Linked DNA regions of Homo sapiens: region 1 is linked to region 2. A link is an interaction called in ENCODE POLR2A ChIA-PET data of the cell type or tissue named here. Cell type or tissue: PC-9. All regions are shown on one strand. Links, peaks and the distances in the headings refer to the core of each region. The heading gives the core; the rest is flanking DNA.

What was found. ChIA-PET counts read pairs that join two places held together with the same protein. Peaks named below come from ENCODE experiments on the same cell type or tissue, not always from the same donor. Only the 100,000 strongest peaks of a DNase experiment are listed, where the experiment ranks them.
Region 1: POLR2A ChIA-PET joins it to region 2 with 6 read pairs; 4 of 35 experiments call an interaction of 5 or more read pairs at or near these places.

The regions. Positions count from the first base shown.
Region 1 is chr13:30,631,247-30,638,664 of GRCh38, reverse strand. USPL1 (ubiquitin specific peptidase like 1) reads right to left here. Exons shown (of 9, transcript NM_005800.5): 4 at 7,191-7,418; 5 at 808-921. Among named protein-coding and RNA genes, the nearest start is that of USPL1, 17 kb to the right of the region's middle. In PC-9, for the core only: no CTCF peak of the experiment used is centred there; no DNase peak of the experiment used is centred there.
Region 2 is chr13:30,792,699-30,800,116 of GRCh38, reverse strand. No RefSeq gene overlaps it. Among named protein-coding and RNA genes, the nearest start is that of LINC00398, 6.8 kb to the left of the region's middle. RefSeq lists enhancers at 314-1,513, 6,921-7,418, 7,191-7,418, 6,363-7,418 and a silencer at 7,191-7,418. In PC-9, for the core only: CTCF peaks have their summits at 3,440 and 3,700; a DNase peak (open chromatin) is centred at 3,726; H3K4me3 peaks cover 1,599 bases; H3K27ac peaks cover 2,118 bases.

The sequences.
Region 1 (7,418 bases), core at 1,947-5,946, 160 kb after region 2:
AATAGAAGAGTTAATACAAGGATACAAGAAAAATAAAACAAAAAGCCCTTTCAAAACAAAAACAAACAAAAAAACCCCGCAGCTCCTTTTCGCAATACTAAAAAAATTTAGAAAGGTTTGGACAGACTCTCTAGCTCACTTGCTGCACGCCACTCCCACAGGCCAAAAACCAAGTCACAGAGAACAAAGAGGTCCCATCCTTGTGCCCTTTCTAAAGGCGAGGAAGCTTTCCCAAAAGGCCATCAGCATATTTCTCTTAATATCCACTGGCCAAAACTCTACCACAAGGACATTCCTAAACCAATCACTGGTAGGGAAGTAGAATTACTATGGTTGGTTTAGATGAGATTCTAAACCCTGGGTACATATAACAATCATGTGGGGTTTCTAAAAATTACTGATTTCCTGAGCCCCATCCCTGAGATCCTAATTCAAATGCCCCAGCATTGGCATTTACTTTTAAATTCCCTCGGTGCTTTTTAATGCACAATTGAGGTTAAAAATGCTAGATCTGTCTACTAGGAAACGTACTAGAGAAGCAACTAATGATATGCCCCCTAAAATTCTCCTGGTTCTGAGAACTGCACCCACTCTCAAGAGGTGGAACACCAGCCTACATATTTATATGGAACAGCTCTGCCCTACAATAACTTACCCAGTGGTAGATTCCTAAGTCAAACTACTCAGATTCTCTCTCCCAAGAATATGATCATCCAAGGTAATCAAACAGTATTATATTTCCTTATGAGGTACATATTTCTATATGGTAGATGAGTATAATACAAGTAAGTTTTACCAATTACTTACCTAATGTGCATCTAAGCTGGGGCTGAAGGCTAATAAAAATTTCATCTCTAACTTCATTCAGACAGGTCTCTATCTCTGCAAATATTTCTGAGGTAAGTTTTTTACAATCTCCATCTAAGAAAATACAGAGAACATTATCAATTCCTCATCAATGTATATCTTCCCACAGAAAACTGACACATTCCCAAGAATGAAAGCTGAGTCAGTAAGTTTTGCAAACAGACAAAAAGCAAAACACAAAATTTCCTTAATTCTTTCTCTGTGGTATACCATATATTCCCTTAATATATGCTATCAGCACAATATCATTAGTACTTACTGAATGGGTAAAATCTCAGTGAAAGCCTTTCTCACCCAAATAATCACAGGTCTAGTAAAATAACTAACCTTTCAGATACTATGTCTATCTCTAAAACAGCTAAAGTTACCTCCTTATGTGCAATTACTTATACTACAAATGATGTCTAACCATTTATTCCACTCTGTGTAACTTTTATTGAACTTAGCCAGGTCATAGGAACAGATAAATTTATAAGGAGTCTTAATAAAGTTACAATTATTTCCCAAACTAATATCTCATATTTCCCTTCTATGTCATTTTTGAGGGGTTTGAAGGGGTCTTCAGTGGCAACATAGTGTTTATCCGGTTCCACATCCTGCTTTGTCTACACAAATGTGCTTCATTAAAAACTGACCAGCCTGGGCAACATAGTGAAACCCCTATCTCTTAGAAAAAAAGCTGGGTATGGTGGTACCCACCCGTAGTCCCAGCTACTCAGGAGGCTGAGGTGGGAGGATCATTTGAGCCCAGGAGGGTTAGGGTTCTACAAGCTGCAGTGAGCTGTGATTGTACTACTGCACTCCAGCCTGGGCAAGTGAGATGCTCTCTCAAAAAACAAAAACAAAAACAAAACAACAACAACAAAAAATCTGGCTAGTTATTATACAGTGACTGAAACATAGCACTTGTGTGTGTGTTTGTGTGTTTGGAGACAGGGTCTTGCTATGTTGCCTGGGCTGGTCATTAACTCCTGGGCTCAAGCCATCTTGCAGCCTCAACCTCCTGAGTAGCTGGGCTTACAGGCGCATGCCACTATATTCAGCTGAAACATCGCTTTATTAATCATTCTCCTATTGCCAGACATTTTAGTTGTTTCTTTTTTCACTATTATAAATACTATTGTGATAAATACCTTTGGGCACACATATCTATGTTTTTGATCACTTCTTTATGGTAATATTTATTATCTTCAAAATGGAATTACTGTGACAAGAAACTATCCAAGATTAATAAGAAAATTATTTTGAATAAAAGACTCTACATGCATCTGACTCTACTTACTCTTAAGCTACAAATAGATCTTTTCACTCACATCTCTTATAAATAATTCATACAGCCTGATCACACTCTGCTTATATGTTTCCCTAATGAAATATCTGGATTCTCCTGTAATATGAAATAAGCATTAACCAGAATTTTTGTTATTTGACCATGCCAAAAAAAAAAACTTACATTGCAAAGTAATGCAGCTCAAACATATAATTAACCAGATTATAAAAACTACAATTATTCTGTAAAAAATTAGTAACAGATTAAAAACATAAAATTAAAGTTAATTCCAATATTGAACTGCTGCTCTTCTGCAGCAAACAACTGAACTGTCACCTACTTAACACTGGGGTTTCTGTAATTAGAGAAAGCAGAAATAGAAGAAAAGTCAAAGGCAAAATGCTTGTGAGAAACTGAATTTTAAAAATTGCAAAAAACTGTAAATGACTGACACACACAAAAAAGTTCAGTCTCAAAGAAAACCTACACTGAAACAAAATATTTCTTACCTAACAAAACCATAACGTCTTGAATGTTCTAACCAAAGGTGGTTAGAAAACACTGAGGTATTTTTTCTACATAATGAAAATGGAATTATATATTGGTACAACCATTCTGAAAACTGTATTCAGCAAGACCTTTAATATTCATATTCTAATATCTTTCCTAGGAAACTAGTCAGTAATTAATTCAAAAGATATATGGATATTTGTCCTGGTGTTAATTCACAACAGCAAAAACTAGTAACAGCCTGAATGGTTAACAAGAGGGAAACGATGTATAAGATCCATATAAAAGACTGTATGACCAAACTCAAAATTTTTAGCACATTAATGAATAAGAAAATATCTACAATGTCAAGCAAAGAAAGCTTGGTATGATGTCACATCTGTCCCCAAAATATATATGGCCAAGTAAGATCAGAAAAAATATGCATCAAGACACTTCAAAAGAAGTTGAATAAAAGTGAGGATTCTTGCCCTACAAGGTAGCCATAATAATTTAAAAAGTATGAGTGCTGGGTTAGACAAAGTAACCAAGAGAATAAAATTGAGAGTTAAGGAACAGCTGCACACATACATGATATGTTGATACATGCTAGAGGTGGCATGGCAGATCAAGTGAGAAAATAAAGTGGAGCTACAAAAACTGGCTATGCAAATGGGAAAAAAATGGATCCTTACCTCATACCACACATCAATATGAATTCCAACTGAATGAGAAATTTCAATGTCAAAAGCAAAACTTTATAACTTTTCAGTTAAAATATAGGTGAATGATTTTCTGACCTTGGGAATAGTAATAATTTCTTTAAAAAGCCACAAACATTACTAGCTCCAAATGAAAAGATAAAGACTTCCCTATAAATCAAGACAGTTTTTAAAAAGTAAAAACACAAGCTGCAAACTGGGAGCAGATTCAGCAACACATCTGATGTAACTCTAGCAACAATGATACAAGGAACAAACTCATACAAATCAATTAAAACGTGACAATCAACAGAACAGAACAAATAGGGATAAGATACAAAAGGCATTTCACAGAAGAGGGAACAAATATGAGCAATATATACACATAGAGCCGACAACCTCTTCAAAATGTGGAAACGGCAAATCAAGATCACAGACCATTTTATACCACTCAAATAGCAAAAATCTCAAAAGTGTGAAAATAAACCAAGAAGAATATATGGATCAGGAAGACCTCTTATATACACTATTAATGGGAGAATTGCTTGGTACAACCACTTTGGAAAACAATTGTCATTATCTTGTAAATTTGGACACGAAAGTCTATAATTTTCCATTCCTTTGTTATACAGAAGGGAAACTCATACTGTGCCCCAGGAGACTTGCCCCCCAAATGGTCACAGCAGCAGCATTTATAATGGCAAAAAAACCCCACTGTCCACTGACAGGTAGATGAATATTCTGTTATATTTACAAAATGGAAGTATTATGTAGCAATGAAAAATCAATGAGCCACAACTATAAACAGCCCCATAAATTTTTACAACAAGAAAAAAAGGTCCCAGAAGATCAAAACAAACTAAATTAGGCAATACGAAGTGGTCCCTCTTCATCCGTGTTTTGCTTCCTATGGTTTCAGTTACCTGAACTCAACCGTGGTCTGAAAATATTAAGCGGAAAATTCCAGAAACAATTTATAAGCTTTAAATTTCATGCCATTCTGAGTAGCATCATGAACTCTCTTGCTGTCCTGCTGTGTTCCACTGGCAACGTGAATCTTCCCTTCGTCTAATGTGTCCATGCTGTCTACACTCCTGCCTGTGGTTCACTTAGCAGCCATCTTGGTGATGCGATCTATTGCCATGGTATTGCAGTGCTTGTGTTCAAGCAACCCTTATTTGACTTAATAATGGCCCCAAAGCACGAGCATAGTAATGCTGGCAATTCAGATATGCCAAAGAGAAGCTGTAAAATGCTTCTCTAAGTAAAAAGGTCAAAGTTCTCAACTTAAAGAAAAAAATCATATGCTGAGGTTGCTGAGATCTAAGAACAAATCTCTTATCCATGAAACTGCGAAGAAAGAAAAAGAAATTTGTGCTAATTTTGCTGTTGCATCTCAACTGCTCAAGTTATGGCCACAGTGCCTGATAAGTGTTAAGATGGAAAAAGCATTCAATTTGTGGGTGGAAGACACGATCAGAAACAAATGTTCCAACTGACAGCAACATGTTGAGCCACATTTACTTTACTTTTTTTTTTTTTTTTTTTTTTTTGAGACAGAGTCTCATTCTATCACCCAGGCAGGTTGGAGTGCAGTGGCGTGATCCCAGGTTCAAGTGATTGTTCAACTTCCACCTCCTGGGTTCAAGCAATTCTCCTGCCTCAACCTCCCAGAGTAGCTGTGACTACAGGCGTGTGCCACCATAGCCAGCCAATTTTTGTATTTTTTAGTAGAGATGGGGTTTCACCATGTTGGCCAGGCTGGTCTCGAACTCTTGACCTCATGAGATCTGCCCGCTTCAGCTTCCTAAAGTGCTGGGATTACAGATGTGAGCCACTGCACCTGGCCCACATTTAATTTACTCTTAATTAAACTTGATCATAATTATGTATGTATAGGGAAAAACATTGTATATACAGGGTTCAGTACCATCCATCCCCCATTATCTGAGAGGGATACCTTCCAAGACCCCAGTGGATGCCTAAAACCTTGGATAGTAACTAAACATTTTATATATTATGCTTTTTCCTATAACTACATACCTATGATCAAGTTTTATAATTAGGCATAGTAAGATTAAAACTAATAATAAAATACAACAATTATAACAATATGCTGTAATGAAAGTTATGTGAATGTGGTCTCCCTCTCTCTCAAAATATATTACTGTACTATACTCATCTACTTTCAGACCTCGGGTTAAATGAAACCAAGAAAAGTACAACTACAATAAGGGGAGACTACTGTATACTGTTTAGATAAACACATGTAAGAAAAACTAAGAAAAGATGGAATGATGAAACACATTTCAGATAATGATTACTTATGGGGGGGAGGTAGAGAATGGGATGGGAGGAAACGCATAGGTAAATGTAAGTTATTGGGAATGTTTTAATTCTTCCTGTGTTGGGAGGTGGGTTCATAAGTATCCTATTTTACAGAGAATAAAATGAAAAACATATCCCTTATTGTGCCAAGAGATCTTAGGAGGTTGTGTGATTATGGGTGATTTTTACTCACTTCTTCATTCTGCTTTTCAGTAGTTTAAACACTTAAAACTAACCACTATTATCCTGACACCCTGAGACACAAGCACAGTCTTAGAGTTTTGAAAAAGACTGCCTAGGCCAGGTATGGTGGCTCACACCTGTAATTTCAGCACTTTGGGAGGCCAAGGCAGGCAGATCATGAGGTCTGGAGTTCAAGACCAGCCTGACCAACATGGTGAAACCCTGTCTCTACTAAAAATACAAAAATTAGCTGGGCCTGGTGGTGGGCGCCTGTAGTCCCAGCTACTTGGGAGGCTGAGGCAGAAGAATTGCTTGAACCTGAGAGGCGGAGGTTGCAGTGAGCTGAGATCATGCCATCGCACTCCAGCCTGGGCAACAGAGTGAGGCTCTGTCTTAAAAAAAAAAAAAAAAAAAAAAAAATCACAATAGCAAAGACTTGGAACCAACCCAAATGCCCATCAATGATAGACTGGATAAAGAAAATGTGGCACATATACACCATAGAATACTATGCAGCCATAAAAAAGGATGAGTTCATGTCCTTTGCAGGGACATGGATAAAGCTGGAAACCATCATTCTCAGCAAACTAACACAAGAACAAAAAACCAAACACCATATATTCTCACTCATAAGTGACAGTTGAACAATGAGAACACATGGACACAGGGAGGGGAACATCACACACTGGGGCCTGATGGGGAATGGAGGGGTTGGGGAAGGACAGCATTAGGAGAAATACCTAATATAGGTGACGGGTTGATGGGTGCAACAAACCACCATGGCACACGTATACCTATGTAACAAAACTGCACGTTCTGCACATGTACCCCAGAACTTAAAGTATAAAAAAAAAAAACAAAAAAACTGCCTTTTGGGCAGTCAGGATAATGTAACTGGTATTATCTCAAGCTTCGTGATACTGTTCCTGGGCTCCTTGCTCCCAGGCCTCCAGGAAACAGAAGCAATGGATGACATCTTTCCCACATGCTGGGAGACAAAACTCAACATTAATATTTTTAAGAATTAAAGACAAGTAGGCTGGAATGGTGACTCATGCCTGTAATCCCAGCACTTTGGGAGGCTGAGGCGGGAAGGGTGCTTGCACCCAGGAAATCGAGTCCAGCCTGGGCAAGACAGTGGGGCCACCATCTCACTATCTTAGCTGGCTATGGTGGTGCACGACTGTAGTTCCAGCTACTTGGGAGACTGAGGTGGGAGGCCCACCTGAGCCAGGGAAGTCAAGGCTGCAAGGAGACATGATCATGCCACTGCACTCCAGCCTGGGTGACAGAATGAGACCCTGACTCCAGATGAATAAATAAGTAAATAAAAATAAAATATTAGTACCAACCTTTAACACCACTCAATTGACTGGTATATAGAAGTGTATTTGCTTGATTATATTTTGTAAGCAACCGCCAGAATATAGATTCCTCCTTCGAGCACAGTCCAGTCACGGTGTTCTTTAACTCTTCCGAGTGCACCAAAGCTGACAGGATACAGTCTAACCAACAGAGAGCATAAGCATTTTTCCACTGGACACATAAAGCCTGGGGAAATGATGTACATTTGCTCTCCA
Region 2 (7,418 bases), core at 1,576-5,575:
ATTTGCTAAACTGTTGCTGTGGTATTCTCAAGGAGAGAGGGGCTGAGCAGACATGGCTGGTCTCTGAAGAAGGGCAGTTTTGAAGCAGAAAGCATCAGTGGACCAGGAAAACTTCTTTGCAGAAGCCCCTGGAAATGCCATTATTCTATAAAATGAGCCCTTCCCTTTCCTCTTCCACCCACCTCCCCTCCTTCAAGTAGAAATAACTTGCCTCATTCATTCCAGCAAGGAAACCCAAGACCTCGATCCTACAGCCTCTCCTTCCCTATGCTGCCTTCTGAATGTGTGTCCTGAGAGTTTGGTGTTTTTCCCCCTGAAAGATTTTATGTCATTGGCCAGGCCTAAAAAGCTTGAAAGAACAAAGAATATAATTCGTCTGTGGGTTTGGCCTGTCTGAACAACAGATTTCTCTAATCCAGGACAAAAGCTGGACTTGCCAAGGACACACATTTGTAATTAAAATCTGCATTTATATTTGAAAATTTCACCAGTTGGTATTTTTTTTCAAGTCGGCGGACGCATCTCTTTCTCCCTGGCTCCCAGCTCTCGTGCCTTCGCGTTGACTTCTTTTTCAGGATCTTGGCGCACCTAAGCCTTGTGGGGCCTGGCTTTCTAAGGAGCAGCAGAGAATGCTTGGGTGAGGAGGCCTCTCAGCAGGCTGGAAGCGTTTCCTTTCCTATCCAGCCTCCCTCCCTGCCAGGGAATCGTCAAGCCTGAGGGAAGTGCTCCCCCTCCTATGTTTACGAAGCACTAAATTTACGAAGTCATTAATTCCCTTCATAAAGACGGAGCCTAATGGAGTTTTCTATTAGTCATTGAGATCGCGGTTATAACCCTGAAAGATCAAGAAAGCAATCAGGAGTCTAAATTGAAGTGGGAGTCGGGGGGACAGCAAAGACGTTTCTCCTCTTTAGCTGTCAGACTTTCCTGTTTTAAAGGGAAATATTGTGAATATCTTAATCACTACCTCACACATTTGTTTATTATTATTTTTCCTTTTCAGAACATTCAGAAATGTTGTGTAGACGCACAGGATTCATCGTCCAGGCATGTATATCTCAGGGGGCGGTGTTCTTTGTCCTAGTAGCTGAAGCTACCCAAAGATTCCCCCAAAATCCAAACACAGTAGATGCTCAGTGCTATGTGTTGAATGGATACATGAAGGAATGCAGCCAAACCGAGAGGCTGGGGAAGGATTAATGAATTCACGGGCTGTTTGTGGCAGTTCTCTGACCCGAGGCCCCACATGGGACTTTTGTACCTTCAAAGATGTGAAGATTAGCTAAACTGTTGCTGTTTAGCAAATCTTCTAGGGTGAGTTTCTAGGGTGTTTCTAGGGTGAGTGGTCACCTTAGGGAGAGCCAGGGTCAGGGTCACGGCCCCCACAAGGCCAGGCACACAGCCCTGGGGTGCTCTGGACAGGAAAACTAGAAATAGAGGACCCTGTTTTCCCAGTGCCCAAATTACTCAGGCCTCCAGGGAGTCCCTTACCCCATTCGAGGCCATAGAGCTGCAGGGAGCCATCCTGCCCTGAGCCTGCTCGTCTCTTTGCAAGCCCAGGCCACCCACTTTGGGCTTTGGGCGGAGAAGACAGGTGTATTTCTAGTCAAGAGAAGTTTCCCTGCACAGAGTCCAAGGAACGGCCTCCTCTGGGGCCTTACAGGCCCTCCACAGCTCAACAGTGAGCCCAGCAAAGACGCCTCTTGACTTCGGTGTAGCCTCATCTTCCAGAGAATTCCCTGAGATGCCACGTGGCTGTAAGAAACGCTGCTGCAGTCCAAGGAGACAGCAAGGGAAGCTGTGTTGGAGGGAAAGCAGCAGTTTTCAAAATACACCCACAGACTTGTACCAAGACCACCAGGAAGGGAAGCTCATTCGAAATGTAGACTCTCCCCCTACTACCGCCACCATCAGCAGCTCCTGCAAAACCAGAATGTCTAATGCCGGGGAGTGGGGGAGGTCGGCCTTCACTCGAGGAAAGAGGCTTAAAGGGTTTCTTCACCTGTCTGTGGGCCCCTGACACGTGCAGCCCTCCTGGGCTCCAGGAGTGGTCCCAGAAGACTCCCCTTTCAGGTGCAGGAATCCTGGGTTCCACAGCAGGGGTGCTGCCAGTGGCTGCCTGGGACTCCCAGGATATCCCTCCTGGTGAAGCCAGTCAGCAGATCAGAGGTTTCAGTCCTTACTGACTGTGAAATCTAGTGTGTGTGGTCACTCTTTTTACCTCCTTGCTCCTGCGTAAGATCCAAGTGGAGAGTAGAATCTCTCCACCAGCCCCTCCATAGTGTGTTTCAGGTACCCTAGACAGGGCCTCTGTCCCCCTTGGCTACCTACTTGGCACTTGGGGTCTGACCCTGTCCTGTTTACATCCCTGGCGAGGAACCTCCCTGAGCAGTTGTCAGTGGGAGAAATGTACAGGGGGGCACCAGGATCAGGGCTGACTTAAGGGAAGGAATTCCCAACCTCTGGCTGTACAGTGAGGTCAGGGAATCTTGGAGACTGTTGCACCTTTGTGGGACCCATCTCTTTGGAGAGCCTTTTGGAAGGGTGCTGGGATGTTCATCTTTGTGTTAGTCTTTCCACTGGGCCATGCCCATGCTGCTACAGGCTAGTAGCTGGAGCCAAATCCTGGCCCTGCGTCTCACAGCTGTGTGACCTCGGGTCCATTACTCACCTTCTCTGAGCTGGTTTCCCTATCTGTAAAGTAGAAACAATCATAATGATAATGGAGACAATGTTCCTGCAGCGTGAATGAGATAACAAAAGCTCATGTCAGACGCGTAGGTGGTGCTGAAACATGTCTGCTGCTTCTCCCCTCCTCCAGCGTTTCACACTGTGCACCCACACTGGGAACTTAGGGGAGTTCCTGGACCCTCAGGGGAATGATATCACAGAACCATTCTAATTGCCTAAGTCTCACAAGCAATCTGATATGCCTAGTATTTGTTCCTGAGTCTGAGAGGAGATCGTTATTGTTCATCTTTTAAAGCAACAGGTCGCCCAGTCTGTTGACGATACCTCCCATCAAGACATATGCTCCACCAAGCTAGGAGCGGATGATGCCAGAGCCGCCTTGCTTCTTGGATTTTCTTCTGAGCCCCACCGTGCTGGGGAGACTCTGAGCATGGTAAATATTTAAGCACACGTCTTGTGTAACTGTCACAGATCCGGATGCACCGGGAGCCATGGAGCCACAAGCTGGCACCTGTCTAAGTGTCCCAGCTTCGAGAGACGGTGTTTGTGCCAACATTGGGAGTCTGTTGGCGACCAGTGGCTGATAGGTAGCAGAATTCTGTGGTCTGTTAATTGTCTTGGAAGCAAATCCTTGAATTGGGAGAAAGAGAAAGCAACTGTAATTAAAGCTTCCCTTGGGCAGAATTTCCCTGTGCAGGCAGTTGGCACATTTTTTGTGTGCCCGTTAAGCTCCAGGCACTGGGCTAGGAACTTTACGTTCACTGAAGCTTTTAATCCTGGTAACAGCCAAAGAAGAGACTGTTATTGTCACCAAGAAACAAAGGCTCAGAGAGGTTAAATGGTCTGCTCAGAGTTCTACAGCTACTCGGTGTCAGAACTAGGGAATGAAGCCAGAGTTGGGAAATGTAGCTATGAAAAAAGAGAGTTGATATCACCATTTTAAAACCCTGATGCCCTGCCAGCAACATCGCCCAGAGATTGAGATCCTTGAGACCAGGGAGGAGGCTTGTGTTTGCAGGGAATGCCTTTGGGTGCCACCACTAGGTCAGACGCTAAACCACATCCTGATGCCTCATAGATGCCCATTGGGGAAATAGATTCTGTCACGTCTCAAGGTATGTATTTATTAAAACCCATGGGAATGGAAAGACAGCAGAGAAAAAGAAAGTAGAACAACACAGGATGAAGGGGCTGTGCTGCCTACAGTAAACAGAACCCAGGAAGCTGATTACAGCAGAGATGGAGGTCACCTCCCCTTCCTCTGTGCCCCTGCCATCCTCAGCATTCTCCCCCTGCTCCCTGAACAGCCCTTCCTGCCACTCATGGGACACCCTACACATGACACGGCCACTGCCAGGCTCCAGGAGTCTGGATAGGAATAACCAGATACATGATGAGCCTACAGTGTTGTTTTAAAGTTTATCTTATTTATTTATTTTAGGGGCAGGGTCTCACTCTGTCACCCAGGCTGGAGTGCAGTGGCACAATCACAGCTCAATCATAACTCACTCACTGTAGCCTTAGAGTCCTGAGCTCAAGTGATCCTCTTGCCTCAGCCTTCCAAGTAGCTGGGACTATAGGTGTACACCATCAAAACCAGTAATTTATTATTATTCTTTGTAGAGATGCTTTGCTTTGTTGCCCAGGCAGGTCTCCAACTCCTGGCTTTAAGCAATCCGCCCACTTTGGCCTTCCAAAATGTTGGGGTTACAGGAGCAGACATTGTGCCCAGCAAGGTTACAGTTTAAAATAATCACAGAAGTCCCTTTCTGAGAGAGTTCAAAAACAAATGTTATGGAAATTCTGCCAGAAAGATGTATAAGAGCTGGACTTGGGGAAGGTTTTAAGAAAGAGGGACTGGAGTGGGACCCTCACGGGTGAGTAGGGTATAGATAGTTGGGGTGGGGCTGAGGAAAGAAGCTTCTGGGTGTGACCCTATCCTCACAGAGGACAAGAGTGTGGGGAGGGAGAGAGCACAGAGCTCCCACTGGGCACCAGGGGAGGTGAGGGCGATCATGCGTGGTGCGGAAGATCACATAGGACCTTGAGAGCTACTTCTAGCAACAACTGTATTCTGAGTGCCCTTGTGGGGTCTGCTGAAGGGTTTTCAACTAATAGGATGAAATCAACTAGGAATACCAATGGGTCTGTCTGTAAGACCAGGAGCTGCCTTTAGGTCTCCAGCATAGCACATGCTCAGGTGTTATGTATGTGTTGAACTCAATTTAGGTTTATAGATAGATAGGAAAGAACAGGGATATTTGATCTGGTGTAAATCCTACTCTTCATTGGAAATGGAAGTTAATGGTTGTGAACCCCCCAAAAGAAGACAAACCCTGTAGTCACAAAGATTATGAAGTCATCTCAGGTTGATCTCTCTTTGCTGCCTATAGCCTTTCCTGGTAAATAATCAATGTTTCAACAAGTGCAAATCAAAATAACACTTCTTTTGCTCCTGGTTTATAAATGAGTCAGTGCTGAATTCTGATAGTAAGAAGCAAACCCCTATGATAGTCTACGAAGCTTGCCTCAAAGTCTATGCCTACCCTTCGTCCTGGTCTTCCAAGCTTGCTTCCCAAGCCAACCTGACGTGTGGAGAGCTGCTGATCTGAATGAGTACTTAGCTGCCAAAATGTACCCAAAATTGTACAGCAGAAATAATAGTAACATGACATATAGAATGCTAAGAAATCATTACCAAGTGTCATATCAAGAAACGCTGCATGAACTTGGACAAGAAGAGAAGCAAGCTCATTGGTTCAGTGGTTCATGCTGGTGGGGGTACTCTAGCCTCGGGAGCCACTGTTTGGACCGAACATTCCAGCTTGTCTGCCATATGCTTCTCTCTGTATTTTGGCTTCATTCTCACCAAAGGGTTGTGGACCCTTTTCCCCAGCAGTCACACAATCTGACCACCAGCAGCTTCGAGGTTCTTCTTCCTCCTCCAAAAAGGAACATTTCTTTTCTTTCTTTCTTTTTTTTTTTTTTTTGATGGAGTTGCACTCTTGTTGCCCAGGCTGGAGTACAATGGCACAATTGCGGCTCACTGCAACCTCCACCTCCCAGGTTCAAGCAATTCTCCTGCCTCAGCTGCCTCAGCCTCCCAAGTAACTAGGATTACAGACATGTGCCACCATGACTGGCTAATCTTTTGTATTTAGTAGAAATGGGGTTTCACCATGTTGGTTAGGCTGGTCTCAAACTCCTGACCTCAGGTGATCCACCTCCTTCGGCCTCCCAAAGTGCTGGGATTAAAGGCATGAGCCACTGCGCCCAGCCAAAAAAGAAACATTTCTTCCCCACCAGCAGTAGCACAAATAAATCTCAGGGAGAGACCCTGATCAGCCGTGACTGGGTTGGTGTCCTCCCTCAAGGGGACTATGGCCAGAGAGGTGGAGACACAGAAAGGGAGACAACCCCCATTCAGACCACATTGCTGGAGCCTGGGGACCAAAGGCAGTTCTGTCAAAGATGGTAGAAGGGACACAAAGGACCCATTCTGACCCAGGAAGCCAACCAAATGGTGTGCATACCAGCTTGTCATGCATGGAGGCCTGGAAGGGTTCTGTCATTCTCCTGAGTGGCCCTGCCTGGGTTTCCGGGTCCCTGCCTCCAGTTGCTTCTGATTCCTGATGATCAAAAGACCCCACTGATTTTTTTCACCTCTTTGAGTCAAACTGCCCTCTCTGCTGGATCCTTAGCAGTCACTGATGCCCGCAGTTAAAAATTCAACCTTTCATGGGTACAAAGAAAGAAGAAATAAGACCTAGCATTTGCTAGCACAACAGGGTGACTATAGTAAAACATAATTTAATTATACATTTTAAAATAATTAAAAGAATATAATTGGATTGTTTGAAACACAAAGGATAAATACTTGAGGTGATGGATACCCTATTTACCCTGCTGTGATTGTTATGTATGACATTCCTGTATCAAAATATCTCATGTAACCCATAAATATATACACCTACTGTGTACCCACAAAAATTTTAAAAAGTCAGCCTTTCTATAGAGTTAACATTGTGCCAGGTAGGCACAACAATGAGAAATGACAAGAGGAAATGATGAGCTAAAATGCCTATTTTCTCTCACGAAGCGATGTAATACAGAAGCCTTACGTTTTCTGGTTATCTGGCCAAAAGAAATCCTGTCATTGCCCTTGGTTATCAAATAGACCTCATGTTCTTGTCAGTCAGAGAATTGTGGAAATTTGCAGCTTAAAAATGTAAGGTGTGGGTGAAATCAGATTAGGTTTGACTTCATTGTTCAACAGAGGTTCACAGATGGGTCCCCTAATGACTAGGGTTTTGGTGTCCTTGGCCAAGGTTAAGTGACGAGTTAGGTCATCGGTCATTGCCATCCCTAGTGGTTAAAGCTTGGCCAGGAGCAATCCCACTTATTAAGAAAAATGCCTTGCCGAGGGGTAGAACGTTAATTTAATTTAGGGATAGTACAATTGTATCTGCACATTCTGCATTTCACTGTTGATACAGCCTGAGCCTGCCTGGCTGGTTGCAATTGTTTTAAATCCTCTGGCACCATTGATCCCTAATTGACCCCAGATTCCTGAGCGCCAGGAGCAGCCCTGACTTGTTTATTGCTGGCCCTGGGCCACCGTGCGGGTGTCCGCTGAGTTCCGCTGAGCTCAGCCACAAAGGCTGCTCTCTGACTGTGAGTCAGCCTAGCCCACGGCCAGCCAAGCCCATGGCCAGCAGGAGGACCTC